2 separate regions of the Homo sapiens genome follow, and region 1 is linked to region 2. Evidence: chromatin loops called from intact Hi-C (ENCODE). Cell type or tissue: B cell. All regions are shown on one strand. Each heading gives the region's core, and the rest is flanking DNA. Links, peaks and the distances in the headings are about the cores only.

Region 1 (2,917 bases), core at 332-2,831, 290 kb before region 2:
ATATTTTATATAAAGCTTTGGCACCCACAGAAAAAACACATTAAAAAATACAAACACTTGTTACTTGCTAAGCATAATTCTGCTTCACAATGGAATCAAAGGTTTGTCATTTTTAACACAGAAAGCCATTGGGAGTGTGTAATGCCTCCCCTTTCAATATGCTATTGAACCTACTAATTTTTTTAGCCATTGTAATATGAATGACTTCTTAGAAAAATATTGTAGTAAGGCCAGGCTCACGCCTGTAATCCCAGCACTTTGGGAGGCCGAGGCGGGTAGATCACGAGGTCAGGAGATCAAGACCATTCTGGCCAACACGGTGAAACCCTGTCTCTACTAAAATACAAAAAATTAGCTGGGAGTGGTGGTGTGCACCTGTAACCCCAGCTACTCAGGAGGCTGAGGCAGGGGAATCGCTTGAACCTGGGAGGCGGGGGTTGCAGTAAGCCGAGATTGCACCACTGCACTCCAGCCTGGTGACAGAGCAAGACTCCGACTCAAAAAAAAAAAAAAAGAAAAGAAAAAGAAAAAGAAAAATATTTAAGTAGTGAAAAGCTGAGGAAAACTACTAACGTTCAGGATACAAATTCTCTTTATTGCCAGTGCCTTGGCCATGCAGGAGGAGGAAAAAGAGCAGATTGAATTTCTGTAATGAAATAATTTGAAAATTGGGGCAGGGAAAATTTTAATGTATATGACATTATTACGATATCTATGTTTAAATGTCTTCATGATGTAGGCTGGGTGCGGTGGCTCACGCCTGTAATCCCAGCACTTTGGGAGGCCGAGGTGGAAGGATTGCTTGAGCCCAGGAACTTGAGACCAGCCTGGGCAACATAGAGAGAACCTGTTTCTTAAAAAAAAAAAAGAAAAAAAGAGAAAAAACATCTACATGATGAAAAAGCTAGACAGCTGATTGAGACAGAATATAACTTTACCCTTATCTGGCGTATGGAACAAAGCCTTTAAAAGGCCTTAGGATTCTAGAGAAGAGTAGTGTTTAAATGAGGCGGCTTCTGAGCCAGCCAGTCTGAGTTCAAATCCTGCCTTTGGCTTTCGTTGTGTTTTCTTGGGGAAGTTATTTAATCCCTCTAGAATTCTCTCATCTGCAAAATGAGGAGAATAATGGTGCCACTGTCATAGGATTGTGTGAGGATTCGGGAAATACTACATGGAAAGCTTCCCAGTATATGGAAAGCACTCAGAAAGCACTTGCTGTTATTACTGCTATGGGTACAGCCATGATTGTTACTATCATTATTCTACAACCTGGCCCCTGCCTGGTTCCCAGCGTTATTTCCTGTCACTTTCTCTCATTTTACGCAAGTGCCTGCCAAGCTAAGCTACTCATTGCCCCCTGCGTTAACTCGAAGATTCTCTGCTTCCGTATTGTTCCCTGGCTGTGTGGAGGCTGAGTAACCACTTGGAGGGGATGTTGTAGAGGAAAATTCAAGCCACAGAAGGGAAACTGGGTTGAATGAGATCCCCTTTTACATTTCTTTTGGCTCTAAAGTTTCCATCGGATCAATAAAGCAAACAGGACAATTAGCAGCACGGCACTCAGCACTGAGCACAGGCGAGGGTGTTCTTTCACTCCTCTTTGCTTTCCTGCCACCCCCTGCTCGCCTTCCTCTTTGCACCATGTGGGTCCGCTCTGGGTGGGAGTCCTGGAGAAAGATACTTCAACTAAAGATAAGGCAGAGATAGGCCTCGGTGGAAAGACTTGGTAGACAGACCTGGGCATTTGATTAAGAGCAAATTGCTTAAATTCTCGGAGCCTCAATTTCTTTAGTAGTAAAATGGGGATATTAGTACTCACTCCATAGGGTAAGAATGGAATCAGATATTGTTTAAAAGGGCTTATAGCTGAGGTTACAAGATATAGCTAGTCTACTAAATATCCTTTCTCTTTTCATTTTCCTGTTATTCACAGGGGGGACTTAGGCTGTGTCTTTAAGGGGTTTTAGATTCCAATCAGTGGAAGGAGGGCTCTGCTGTGAGGGAGACCAGATGGAGACTGCAGGGGCCACAGGGGAACGTGGGGTGCAGGCAGGTGGGGCAGATGGTAGGAGGCCCTGAAACTCAGACAAAGGGATCTGGGCTTGAGAAAGCAAGAGCTGGGAGCTCAGCTTTGTTCCTGTTCTTCCGTTCCTCCCTCCTCTTCCTTCTTCTCTTCTTCTGGTAAGTTTTTGGCACAAAATTAAATAGGTTCAAACTAATAGAACTCATTTTCATGAATTCAGACTTCTAGCCAACTTCTCCATGGTTAGAAATAGCCACGACTCTATCCCAGGCCCGCCCTGGAAAGCAAAATAAAACTGCGTCCCCTGCCACCTTTTCCGGGTTCCACCAGACACAGGGTTGGAGGGGAACCGCCCTTCAACGCAGGCAATGTTGGCACATTTTTCATTGGGCGCTGTGGCCCGTGAGATGAGGAAGGCAGGACAGGCGCAAAGTGGACTCTACTTATCTTTCACCAGAGAGCCCCAAGGCCAGAGTGCACCATACAACCCGGAGTCACCCAAGGCCTTTTTTTTTGGGGGGGGGTCTCACTGGGAACAATGTCTGCACCCATTGTAAGCAGTTCCTTTGCCCCTGTGTGCCTCTGTCTTTTTAATTGGGATCGAAAACTGCTACCTCAATGGTAGTTGTGCCCGGCACATACTAACAGACTTATAAATGTAGCTGCCTGGGGCAGGGATGATCCTGGAACATTCTGACATCTAGAACATTAAGACTAAATGGATTTAATTATCTGGGGAGAAGAAAGCAAGACAATTAGAGTCACAGGTTCAACACCTGAGTTCAAGTACCTCCCTCATTTAAGAAAATCAATTCATGGAAGGCTGAGGCAGAGAATGGCTTGAATCCGGGAGGTGGAGGTTGCAGTGAGCCGAGATCACATCACTGCACTCCA
Region 2 (2,917 bases), core at 110-2,609:
AACATTTCTCCAATGCCTCCTTTCTTCTCCATTCCTACTGCTAAAATCCCACTCTATGCCATTATCCCCTCTTTCCTGGACTAATACCATGAATTGAGCAAGTCTCTTGGAATACCTTCTTGTCTCCTTTCTCCCTGCAAGCAGCAGCCAAGGGACCGTCTCAAAGCAGCAATCAGATCACATCACAAGCCCCCTCCCTCATCTCATTGTTTCACACATTTAAAGCCCTACAGCAGTTCCCTGTTGAAACTATCGGCTAGAAGTTGATAAGTTTGTAACAAAGGTTCTGAAATGGGAGTAATTTTGTCCCCCAGGGGACATTTGGCAATGTTTAGAGACATCTTTGGTTGTCACCACTTGGAGGTGATACTGGCATCTAGTGGGTAGGGCCCAAGGATGCTGCTAAACATTCTCCAATGCCCAGGACAGGCCCCCACAACTAAGAATGGCCAGCCCCGAATGTCACCGAGAAGCTCCAGCCTAAAGTGAGCAGTATCACAGTGTTTAAGATGAAAGAGTCAGGGACTCTGCCCCCAGCTCTAGCTGGAAAGTTCTTGTGCCAACAAGCCACTCATCTGCATTAATGAACATCTTCATTCAACTGCTCCCTTCAGCTGTTGCTAGGCAGGACCTTGATAGAGATGCAACAGAGAGAAGCTGAGCTGTGCTGAGAGGCTTGTACATTCTCACCAAGAAGCATAACTAGGGTGCTTGGAGTTGACATAACCCTGAGCAAATCATACCCTCATTAAAGAATAATCCAATTTAAAAAGAAAGTCTTGTGTACTCATGGGTTGTTTTTCCAAAGTTCTCAGAGGACAGATCATGAAAGCTTTGAACCACCAGACTGTACATGGCTGCCCAGTGAATTTGCAGAAAACAAAGGCCTCTGATTTTTTTTCCTCCAAGCTGTTAGTCTTAAGTGAAACAGGGTAAGAAAGTTCTGTTTATTATCTTTTGACAATTAAAGGATGACATAGGCAATGTGTTTTGATCTCTCACAAAAACTATGAAATTTTATTTCTTCTGGCGAAACATCTTTTCCAACAACATTCAACAAATTAACAAGAGCAACTTCAGAATGTGTGTTTTTTCCACCTAAAAATGCAAAAACAACTGTTCTTTTTGGCTTTATTAAGCTAAACAGACTTGATATAAGTCTAGCCTTTCCTGCTACTGAATAATCTCATGTAATATGAATACAGCCACCGAAGAGCTAATAATTGCTAATTATATCCCTCAACTAGATTTCCTGTTAACCATTTTTAACTTGGGTTTCCCCAGTGGGTAGGAAGCATTCTACGGTGTGGTTTACCAGAGAAGCCCTCTGAAATCCCCTTTCGTTTGATAGGGTAAAGCCAAAACCTATCTTTGCCTGACAGGTTCCTATATATACACACATATACATATACATATACATATACATATACATATACATATACATATACATATACATATACATAATGTATATGTATACATAACATTTATAAATATATGTTAATATTTATAAATATTATATATATAATTTCAACTTTTAGATTCATGGAGTACATGTGTAGGTTTGTTACATGGCGTATTACATAATAGTGAGGTTTGGGATGTGAATGATCTGATCCCTTCACCCGGGTGGTGAACATAGGACCCAACAGTTAGTTTTTCAACGCTAGCCCCTCTCCCTCCCTCTGTCATCTAGTAGTCCCCAGTGTCTATTGTTTCCATATTTAGGTGTCTGACAGGTTTCAAGAGCCCTGCAGTGACAAATAGACTAAGTAAAAGACAGGGACATGGTTTTGGCAGAAGACTGCATGAGAGACACAAAATGGATGTTCATAGGAGTCAGATATGTTGAGGGCTTAAGAATAGGATATTTTGGACTATCTTTATGCCAGTAGCTCTCAACTCTGGCTTCATATTAGAATCACTTGGAGATCTCTTTAAAAAGCACCAAAACCTGGGTTGGGCCCCAATCTCAGAGTTTCTGATTTAGTTGGCCTGGGGAATGACCAGGGCATAGGGATTTTTTAAAGTTTCCCAAGTGACTCTAATGAACATTGAGGGTTGAAAACCACTGCTCTAGACCAGGATTTCTTCACCTCAGCACTATTGATATTTTGGACTGCATCATTGTCCCGTGCGTGGTAGGATGTTTTGCAGCATCCCTGGCTTCTACCCACTAGATGCCAGTAGCACCCCTTCCCCAGTTGTGATAACTCAAAACGTCTCCAAACATTGCCAAATGTTCCCTGGGAAACAAAATCACCCCCTTCCCACATTGAGAGTCACTGTCTTGGCTACTGCATGTTAACTGTAGTTACACAGATAGTATGGTGGGTAAGTAGATGAGGGGTTGGAGATTCAACTCTATAAAATAAATACTAAGGAATAAGGAATAAAACAGTTGTTCAATGTCCCATCCTCAGCCCAGAGGCAGGATTAGTGGTTATCGTCTCTGACTGTACACTGAAACACCTTTCTTCTGGATTATAGGCACACAAACTAAACTGGCTCCTTTATTATTATTATTATTATTATTTGAGACAGGGTTTTGCTCTGTCACCCAAGCTGGAGTGCAGTGGCATGATCTTAGGTTGCTGCAACCTCTGCCTCCTAGGCTCAGGTGATCCTCCCACTGAGGCAGGAGAATAGGGTCTGGAGACAGGTTACCTAAAGCCAATTCGCCCTGACTTCCTAGAACTGAATCAAAAGGAAAACCCCACCTCTCCACACTGAAGTAACGAAAGGATCAGAGGTTACTACCTTTGCACTGTGCAGATGAAAAATGGAAAGTACCTCTAATTGGTCCCCTCCCGCAACCAATCAGACTGGTCGCAGGACTAGTCTTCATGTGTAACTTTGTAACTTCACTTCAGACTCTGATTGGTCACCTCCTGCAACCAATCAAACTGGTCGTGGGCCA

What was found. A loop is a pair of places that touch in the nucleus more often than their neighbours do. Peaks named below come from ENCODE experiments on the same cell type or tissue, not always from the same donor. Only the 100,000 strongest peaks of a DNase experiment are listed, where the experiment ranks them.
Region 1: it touches region 2 in a loop (2.5-fold over the local background); 3 of 110 quality-filtered maps call a loop at or near these places.

Annotation. Positions count from the first base shown.
Region 1 is chrX:12,969,435-12,972,351 of GRCh38, forward strand. No RefSeq gene overlaps it. Among named protein-coding and RNA genes, the nearest start is that of TMSB4X, 4.2 kb to the right of the region's middle. In B cell, for the core only: CTCF peaks have their summits at 1,389 and 1,589; a DNase peak (open chromatin) is centred at 1,387; H3K4me3 peaks cover 1,750 bases; H3K27ac peaks cover 2,334 bases.
Region 2 is chrX:13,256,136-13,259,052 of GRCh38, forward strand. No RefSeq gene overlaps it. Among named protein-coding and RNA genes, the nearest start is that of LINC02154, 46 kb to the right of the region's middle. RefSeq lists an enhancer at 1,228-1,277. In B cell, for the core only: no CTCF peak of the experiment used is centred there; DNase peaks (open chromatin) are centred at 686 and 1,306; H3K27ac peaks cover 1,680 bases.